2 separate regions of the Homo sapiens genome follow, and region 2 is linked to region 1. A link is an interaction called in ENCODE POLR2A ChIA-PET data of the cell type or tissue named here. Cell type or tissue: B cell. All regions are shown on one strand. Links, peaks and the distances in the headings refer to the core of each region. The heading gives the core; the rest is flanking DNA. Region 1 overlaps CIAPIN1 (cytokine induced apoptosis inhibitor 1). Region 2 has its middle 19 kb from the start of CCL22.

Evidence for each region. ChIA-PET counts read pairs that join two places held together with the same protein. Peaks named below come from ENCODE experiments on the same cell type or tissue, not always from the same donor. Only the 100,000 strongest peaks of a DNase experiment are listed, where the experiment ranks them.
Region 2: POLR2A ChIA-PET joins it to region 1 with 7 read pairs; 4 of 35 experiments call an interaction of 5 or more read pairs at or near these places.

The regions. Positions count from the first base shown.
Region 1 is chr16:57,427,801-57,434,822 of GRCh38, reverse strand. CIAPIN1 (cytokine induced apoptosis inhibitor 1) reads left to right here. Exons shown (of 9, transcript NM_020313.4): 5 at 611-779; 6 at 2,263-2,336; 7 at 3,557-3,672; 8 at 4,484-4,565; 9 at 5,543-6,636. The coding sequence ends at 5,653. Among named protein-coding and RNA genes, the nearest start is that of CIAPIN1, 16 kb to the left of the region's middle. In B cell, for the core only: no CTCF peak of the experiment used is centred there; no DNase peak of the experiment used is centred there.
Region 2 is chr16:57,338,587-57,341,086 of GRCh38, reverse strand. No RefSeq gene overlaps it. Among named protein-coding and RNA genes, the nearest start is that of CCL22, 19 kb to the left of the region's middle. In B cell, for the core only: no CTCF peak of the experiment used is centred there; DNase peaks (open chromatin) are centred at 867 and 1,316.

The DNA.
Region 1 (7,022 bases), core at 4,387-6,886:
TATACATTGTTCAATCACCTTTTTTCCCACCCTTAGATATCATAGACACTTACCTACTTCAGTGTATTTCCCTTCATTCATATTAATGATGTAATAGTATTCCATACAATAGATGGACTGTGATTTATGTAACCAGTCTATAATTATTGGACATAGAGGTGGCACCCTGACCCTTTTTTTCTACCTTTACTCTCTGCTACTTTATCCCAAGGAACATAGAAAGGATTTTCCTCCCCCTTTTTCTTTTGGGATATAAATTTCTGCTGTCTTCATTGTGGGCATTCTTTCCTGTTACACAGTAGGACCACATCTGGTTCATTTTCATAATTGTATTACATCCCAAATAACTAGTATATGCCTCATCCCTAATGTTTTTTAAGTACTTTTACATTTTCCAAGGGGTAGGCTCCAAGTAAACATGCAGACAAAGGTTATACTCTAGGGTTCTGATCAGTGAGAAACTGAATGTGAGGCATAAAGTGTTATCTGTTACCATCCACTGTTACATCCTTAATGCACAGAAATGAGTCTTTGACTCCTGTGTAGGTAGACATAGTAAACCATTTTACAGAGGAGGGTGAACTAATCCTTTTGATGTCTTGAATTCTAGCTGCAGCGGGAGCCCCTAACCCCTGAGGAAGTACAGTCTGTTCGAGAACACCTTGGTCATGAAAGTGACAACCTGCTGTTTGTTCAGATCACAGGCAAAAAACCAAACTTTGAAGTGGGTTCTTCTAGGCAGCTTAAGCTTTCCATCACCAAGAAGTCTTCTCCTTCAGGTAAGGCTGGCCTAGGGACATTCTTCTGTTTGAATGGGCTTAGAGGGACATGTTAGAAATTGAGCCAGCAATAAATGAGATGGTGATATTTTTAGAGGATTAGTCCTTTGATTTCTGCCATTTCCACAAAGAAGAATACTTAATGTACTATTATCATGGGCATATTAGGATCCAAAACTGAAATAATACATAGGTATTATCTAGTTCAGCTCCTTCTTCTGCACCAGAAGATACCGAGGCCTCCTAATTTTACAGGACTGAGTCACACAGTTTAATTAATGAGGTCCTTCCAGGTCCCAGAATTAACGTTTCTCCTCAGAAGACCTCACAGTGTAGTGGTAATGGTGTATGAGAGTGCCCTGTTCCTGTTCTCATGTGCTTTTTTCCCCATGCCAGGAAAATCAGCTGTTCTTACTTTGAGGATGCTAAGACACTTATAAAACTATATTTCTTCTGACTAGAAAATTGTGTACAAGCACACGCGTGCACGCACGCGCACGCACACACACACACACACACAGCTCCATCCTCATCCTTCCTATCCCTATTTTTAAATGCCTGAATTGACCCAGCTGTGAGGTATGCAGACATTAACAGATATTTACTGGTACATTCCCACTTGTACGGTTTTGACTGTCTAACCTAAATCTTCAAGAAATCCTTTGGAATCTAACCTTTCGATTCATGGTTCCAGAATGGGTAGGAATAGCTTAGAACAGTTGGCCTTGTGGAAGGTATGAGCATCCAGCTGTGACAATGATCACTAGAGGGTACTCTTACCCCAAGGGCCTGCGAGGATTTGCCCACACTGCATCCGAGCCTCAGCTCTCTGCCTCTTCCTTGCATTCTCCTGACTAGACAGAGAACCAGGAAGTGTGAGGTTTGTCTGCCACTGATGGTGTTACCTTGCCACCAGCAGCTCTAGAGCCTATTTTCTTGTATGTAGCAGGTTTACATGAGGCTAAAGCTCTGCTATTTTTGAAGGTTTTGACACATTTCTCATTTAATCCTCAAAACACCTGCAGTAACATAGGAAGTACAATTTAACTTCATGTTATAGAATGGAAACTAAGGTATCGAGGAGGAAGCAATATGGAATGGAGGTTAAAAGCATCAGACAGGCTTTGCAGCCTGTGGAACCAGCCTAAGTGTCTAAACCTGTTTCCTCAGCGGTAAAAGTAGGATGACAGATAGTTACCTCATAAGGTTGTCAGCAGAATTAAGTTAGATAATGTATATAAGTGCTTAATATGGTGCCTGGTGCAAAGCAAGAGCTTAGCAAATGGTGACTTCTGTAACTATCAGCAAGTGGTTGGCCCAAGGTCAGACCTCTCAGAGGGGTAGAGCTGGACTGTGAACCCACATCTTCTGCCTCCCAGGCCAGTGTGTTCTCTTCTACACAGCAGGAAGCATTTATGTATGTTTGTAATTAATAGTTTCTGACTGTGTTTATGGAGTTTTTTCTTTTATTGCTTGGACTCAGTGAAACCTGCTGTGGACCCTGCTGCTGCCAAGCTGTGGACCCTCTCAGCCAACGATATGGAGGACGACAGCATGGTGAGCTGGCAGCATTGTCACTTGATTGCTTTCTTTCAGGCCCCAGTTTGGGTGTGAACAGCTATAGTGACCTTTCTGGACTTGTAGGTGTGAACGTATTTAAAGCCCAGATTTGTGACTATGCCTGTCACATCTTTGATTTAGAAGGAAACTCCATGTTGGTGGCTTTTTTTTTGGAGACAGTCTCGCTCTCTTGCCCAAGCTGGAGTGCAATGGCACAATCTCGGCTTACTGCAATCTCTGCTCCCGGGTTCAAGCGATTCTCATGTTTCAGCCTCCCAAGTAGCTATGATTACAGGCATGTGCCACCACACCTGGCCAATTTTTGCGTTTTTAGCAGAGACGGGGTTTCACCATGTTGGCCAGACTGGTCGCAAAACTCCTGACCTCAAGTGATCTGCCCGCCTCGGCCTCCCAAAGTGCTGGGATTACAGGTGTGAGCCACTGCGCTTGGCCATGTTGGTGGCATTTTAAATTTTTTAGCATCTCTTTTTCCCCACATAATTTCTTGTTCTCACTTCATACGATATGTTGAAAACTCTTGTGGGCATGTGTAAACCTGAAAAGATTTTGTCAGCTTAAATAGTTTTATTGGCACCTTTGGGCAAGTTGCTGACTGTTCCATGCTTTAAAAAGCACTATTTTCTATCTTTGGCCATGTCTGTAATAAAGTTCTTCATTTCTACACCTCTACTATTGAAGTTAGAGTAGTGAGCAAAATAAGTGAGGTTCATGCTCTCATAGGGTTTACAGACTAAGTGTCTACACATTTACAAAGAATTACATAAAGGTATATATAATTATTTGATTTTTATCTGGGATTATGTAAAAGATATTTTATTCCCTTTTTCACGTGACTCTTCATAAACACTTCTCTCTTTCTCTGTTCTGCCTGTTCCCTCCCTTCTCCCCACTCCTGCCCCCAACCCCCAACATGTGTATATTCTCTACACATTGCTGGCCAGTCATACAGCTTTTTCTCATGTAAATTTGTTTCTAATTCCTTTGCATCCTAGTGCATCTTCTGTGGATGTAGTTTAACTCACCGTTGGCCTCTTGAGCATGTGGTCAGGTTGAACATGATGATCAACCAAAAGGAGGACAGGGTGGACACCTTCTTTACCCTGGACTCCAAGTTTCCTCTCGAAGCCTGCAGTCACTTTAGCTTTTCATTAGCAGAGACCACGACTGTATCACTCATTGCTTTGAACACTCTCCAGGATCTCATTGACTCAGATGAGCTGCTGGATCCAGAAGATTTGAAGAAGCCAGATCCAGCTTCCCTGCGGGCTGCTTCTTGTGGGGAAGGGAAAAAGAGGAAGGCCTGTAAGAACTGGTGAGTGCTGGGGTGACTGGAGCCTGCCATGCTGCCTCCAGTGGCTTCATGCTGAAGACATCGCGGTGCTGTACTATTTTTAGAACATACATTTTCCAGGCTGGGCAACACAGGGAGACCATCTCTGCAAATAATTAAAAAAAAAAAAAAATTAGCCAGGCATGGTGGTATGTACCTGTGGTCCCAGCTACTTGGGAGGCAAAGGCAGGAGGATCACTTGAGCCTGGGAGGTCGAGGCTGCAGTGAGCCGTAATTGTGCCATGTATCTAATTTCACTCTCCCTCAAAACCCTACCAGTAAGCCACTATTGTGCCACTGCACTCCAGCATGGGCATCAGAGCGAGACCTTGGTGTCTTCACATTTGTTTTTATAAATGGATGGGAAGGATTGTAGAAAGTTAATCAGTGATGTTCATCATCAGCGTTAATCATCAGTGTTTTTTAAATGTAAAAGCTGCCAGCATTTACAAATCAGGAAATTTCAAGTGAAAACACAGATTTTTTTCCCTTCTGTTCTTGAATTTGGAAAATATGGCAATCTGGGTCCACTTTCCCCAGCATGATAACCAGCTGAAGCTTGAGTAGTGGCTGCCCTCTGTAGACAGAGCACACACGGTACTTCCCTCATCCTCCTCCCACTTCTGTCTCCCTCAGCAGCCTCTCATATTGCTGCTGTCTGCCTGGCCTATAGGCTTCTGAGTTATGACACTGGTGTGAAGAGAAAAGGCTTAAAGCACATTTTGGCACTGTTAGGATTTGGGATTTCTGGGTGGTGACAATTCTCGTTCATTAGTTACTGATTTTCCCGCAGCACCTGTGGCCTTGCCGAAGAACTGGAAAAAGAGAAGTCAAGGGAACAGATGAGCTCCCAACCCAAGTCAGCTTGTGGAAACGTAAATATCAGGATCATTCCTCAGCATTCACAAACCCCCAGGGGGATTAGACCTTCTTCTAAACTAAACACAGACAAGCTCCACCTCAAATATTTTAGTAACAGACGAATGCGTGAGCACACGAACGTAGGTAGTAATGGGGAGAGAGGCTGTCTCCTGAGAGTGAGAGTGGGTTAGCGTGCTTGTGCTGGTCAGGGAGGGTCTTGTTGCTTTTTATTTTTGGCCCATTTCTTTGTACTTCAGAGTGGGACCTGATGGTTAGACAGTTAGCTAAAGTTGGTTGTGTTTTGAACTGCATAGAATATAGAACTATGGCCGGGCGCAGTGGCTCACGTGTGTAATTCCAGCTATGCCAGAGGCTGAGGCGGGAGAATCACTTGAACCTGGGAGGTGGAGTGAGCTGAGATCGCACCACTGCACTCCAGCCTGGGTGACAGAGGGAGACTCCATCTCAAAAAAAAAAAAAGGCCGGGTGCGGTGGCTCACGCCTGTAATCCCAGCACTTTGGGAGGCCAAGGAGGGCGGATCACGAGGTCAGGAGATCGAGACCATCCTGGCTAACATGGTGAAACCCCGTCTCTACTAAAAATACAAAAAAATTTGCCGGGCATGGTAGCGGGCGCCTGTAGTCCCAGCTACTTGGGAGGCTGAGGCAGGAGAATGGCGGGAACCCAGGAGGCGAAGCTTGCAGTGAGCTGAGATCGCGCCACTGCACTCCAGCCTGGGTGACAGAGGGAGACTCCATCTCAAAAACAAAAAAAAAAGAACTATGGCCTCCTAGGGAACTTTTCATGACTATAGTTTTTCACGAAACCAGAAATCTTGAAAACTCTTAGTATTTTGGTCTCAATTGGACCTGCAAACATAGCCATTTCCTTCAGGCCACTGTGGCCACATTATGAAATTAGGCATTTCTTTCTTCTGGCTGGTATGCCTGGGATAAGCTGACCCTTGGCTTCCCCATTCTCTCTCTCCAGTGCTACCTGGGCGATGCCTTCCGCTGTGCCAGCTGCCCCTACCTTGGGATGCCAGCCTTCAAACCTGGGGAAAAGGTGCTTCTGAGTGATAGCAATCTTCATGATGCCTAGGAGGTTCCTGACATGGGACCCATCTGCTCCTCCAGCCAACTCCTGTCCCTCACATCCCACCATGGTGGCTCCTCCCACCTCCTCTGGATTTGTTCACTCTGAGATCTGTTTGCAGAGTGGGTGCTTAGCAGACAGAGTGAAGCTGGCTGGGGGGCACAGTGGTGTGTAGTGCTGCTGTGTATCAAAAGACCAAGGTATTATGGGACCTGGTTTCAGAATGGGATGGGTTTCTTCACCTCATGTTAAGAGAAGGGAGTGTGTCCTGAAGAAGCCCTTCTTCTGATGTTAAAATGCTGACCAGAACGCTCTTGAGCCCAGGCATCGTTGAGCATTAACACTCTGTGACAGAGCTGCAGACCCCTGCCTTGAGTCTCATCTCAGCAATGCTGCCACCCTCTTGTCTTTCAGAGTTGTTAGTTTACTCCATTCTTTGTGACACGAGTCAAGTGGCTCACAACCTCCTCAGGGCACCAGAGGACTCACTCACTGGTTGCTGTGATGATATCCAGTGTCCCTCTGCCCCCTTCCATCCCCAACCACATTTGACTGTAGCATTGCATCTGTGTCCTGTTGTCATTTATGTTAACCTTCAGGTATTAAACTTGCTGCATATCTTGACATATCTTGAGATTCTGCATGTCTTGTAAAGAGAGGGGATGTGCATTTGTGTGTGATGTTGGATAGTCATCCACGCTCAGTTTGGACCATTGGAGGAACTTAGTGTCACGCACAAATGGGGCTATTCCTACGCTTAGAATAGGGCTTGTCTGCCCACTTTAGAAGAGTCCAGGTTGGTGAGCATTTAGAGGGAAGCAGGGCAGAACTCTGAACGACAATACGTCTCTCTGAGCAGAGACCCCTTTGTTCTTGTTATCCACCCATATGGACTTGGAATCAATCTTGCCAAATATTTGGAGAGATTGTGTGGATTTAAGAGACCTGGATTTTTATATTTTACCAGTAAATAAAAGTTTTCATTGATATCTGTCCTTGAAACTTGATTTGATTCTCCAAGTTTGCTTTGCTTATCCTAGTCCCTGCTGGTGGATTTTAGTTGTTTGTTTGGCTAATTGAAGTTTGGCTCCAAAGCCCCTTTTATACACAGGTCTAAGATGACCCCTAGTGACTCATGCCCTTGTGTAATAACCCCCTTGAGTTTCAGCAGGACCTGTGAATGTGATGGGATAATCCCTACTGTGATTAGGTTACCTTCTGTGGCAAAAGTGAAGGGATTTTGCAGATGTAATTAAAGTCCCTAATGGACTTGAAGTTAATTAAAAGGGAGATTATCCTGAGTAGGCTTGACCCAATCAGTTGATCCTTTAAAAGAACTAGAGAAGAATTTCTCTTGCTAGCCATGAAGAAGTAA
Region 2 (2,500 bases), core at 1-2,500, 89 kb after region 1:
GGTTCCCTGTTATTTACTCACCCTGAAGCCTGGTAATCTGGACACAGATGGAGAATTATAGAGAAGACCAGGGGGGAACCAAGAGCGTTTGGAATCTCAGGAGCCTTCAAACTGGACAATGAACAGTGTCATCTCTTTCTGTGGTCAGTGGCCACCTACCTAAGGAATGGGTCCCCCAGGACCAACCATGTGTCAGAAGGCTCCTCCTCTTGCCCTTCTTTTAGTGTGGGATCCTGGAAGTCACTGTCACAGGGATGCTGTATCTACATGGGCTTGGACTCCTCGTACGGAAAGAATTATTATTTTCTCAAGTGGTAAAATGTTAACAGTTGGTGGATCAGGATGATGGAAATACAGGAAATACAGGATTTCTTTACTCTATTTTTGCAAATTTGCTGTAAGTTTGAAATTACTAGAAGATAAAAAGTTAAAAAATAAAAAAAGAAGAAGAAGAACAAGAGCTGGGCATGGTGGCTCACACCTGTAATCCCAGCACTTTGGGAGGCCGAGGCAGGCGGATCACAAAGTCAGGAGTTTGAGACCAGCCTGGCCAATATGGTGAAACCCCATCTCTACTAAAGATACAAAAATTAGCCAGGCGTGTTGGTGGGTGCTTGCAGTCCCAGCTACTCGGGAGGCTGAGGCAGGAGAATTGCTTGAATCCGGGAGGCAGAGGTTGCAGTGAGCAGAGATTACGCCACTGCACTCCAGCCTGGGTGACAGAGCAAGACTCTGTCTCAAAAAAAAAAAAAAAAAAAAAAAAAAAAGAAGAAGAAGAAGAAGAAGAAGAACCCAGAAACCCCCTCATGACCTCTTCCATCACAACCCCTCTGCTGCCACCACCAAGGAAAGCCCATTCTGGCTCCTAATACCTAAACTAGTTATTTCTATTTGAATCATAGAAAAAGTGACTGGGTGCACTGGGTGCTCATGCCTCTAATCCCAGCACTTTGGGAAGCTGAGGTAGGAGGATTACCTGAGCCCAAGTTCGAGACCAGCCTAGGCAATGTAGTGAGGCCCCATCTCTCCAAAAAAAAAAAAAAAAATACAAAAATTAGCCAGGCATGGTGATGCAAGCCTGTGGCCCCTAGCTACTAGAGAGACTGAGGTGGGAGGATCACTTGAGCCTGGGAGGCCAAGGCTGCAATGAGCCGGGGGGGGTGACAGAGAGAAACACTGTCTCAAAAAAACAAACAAACAAAGAACAGAAAGAAACACTGAATCATACAGAAAGCATTCCTTTATGCCTGACTTCTTCTCTTTTTTTGAGACAGCGTCTCGCTCTGTCACCCAGACTGGAGTCCGGTGGCACGATCACGGTTCGCTTCAGCCTCAACCTCAGCTATCCTCCCACCTCAGCTCCCCTAGCAGCTAGGACTACAGGCATGAGCCACTGCACCTGGCCTGTGCCTGACTCCTTTCATTCAACATTATGTTTAGGAGATTCAGCCATGTCTTTGCTTGCCCTTTTACTTCATTCTCATTCCTCCACAGTATTCCATTGTAAGAATGTATCACATATAGATGGGACTTCCAGAATGACTGAGTGAGGAAGCTCTGAAACACCCACCCACCCACACAAAGCCCTCATTCTTTTCTCATTAAAGTTCAAGACTTTTCAAAGTAAACACTTCTCAATTTGTTACATACTGTGTTAGTTTTTTCTTTTTTCTTTTTTTGAGACAGAATCTCACTCTGTCACCCATTATTCTACCTACTACTTATAATTTTGATCAATCTCCAGTTTTCAAATGATTATTTTTTCTCACAGTTTTGCAGTTTTGTTATAAGTTTTTGTAGTTTGTTATAAGTTCTGCTAAGTTTTGTATTTTTAGTAGAAATGGGGTTTTTCCATGTTGGCCAGGCTAGTCTCAAACACCTGACCTCAGGTGATCCACCCGCCTCAGCCTCCTACAGTGCTGGAATTAGAGGCATGAGCCACCGTGCCCTGCCAAGAAAAATTATTTTTAAGAGAACCAATAGAAATTCTGGATTTGAAAAGTATAGTGTCTAAAATGAAAATTTCCCTGGAGGGGCTTAAAAGCAAATTTGAGCTGACAAAATAAAGAATTGGCAATCTTGAGGATAGATCAGCAGAGATTATACAAGCTGAATAATGGAGAGAAAAAAGACTGAAGAAAATGAACAGAGACTAAGAAGCCTTGGCCCATCATCAAATGCACCAACATCCAGGTAACAGGACTCTGAGAAAGAGGGAAAAAATAGAGAAATGGGCAGAAAAAATATTCAAAGAAAAAAATGGCTGAAAAATTCCAAAATTTGATGATAACATTAATCTACACATCCTAGAATCTGAATGAGCCAGAAGTAGGATAGACTCAAAGAGATCCACACATGAGCACGTTATAATTAAACTGTTGAAAAGAAGAAAATAAAAACTTGAAAGCAGAAAAGAAAATCCATCATATACACAGAAATGACAGTAAGATTAACACATGACTTTTGTCCAAAACAATGGAGAAATACACAACAAACTAGG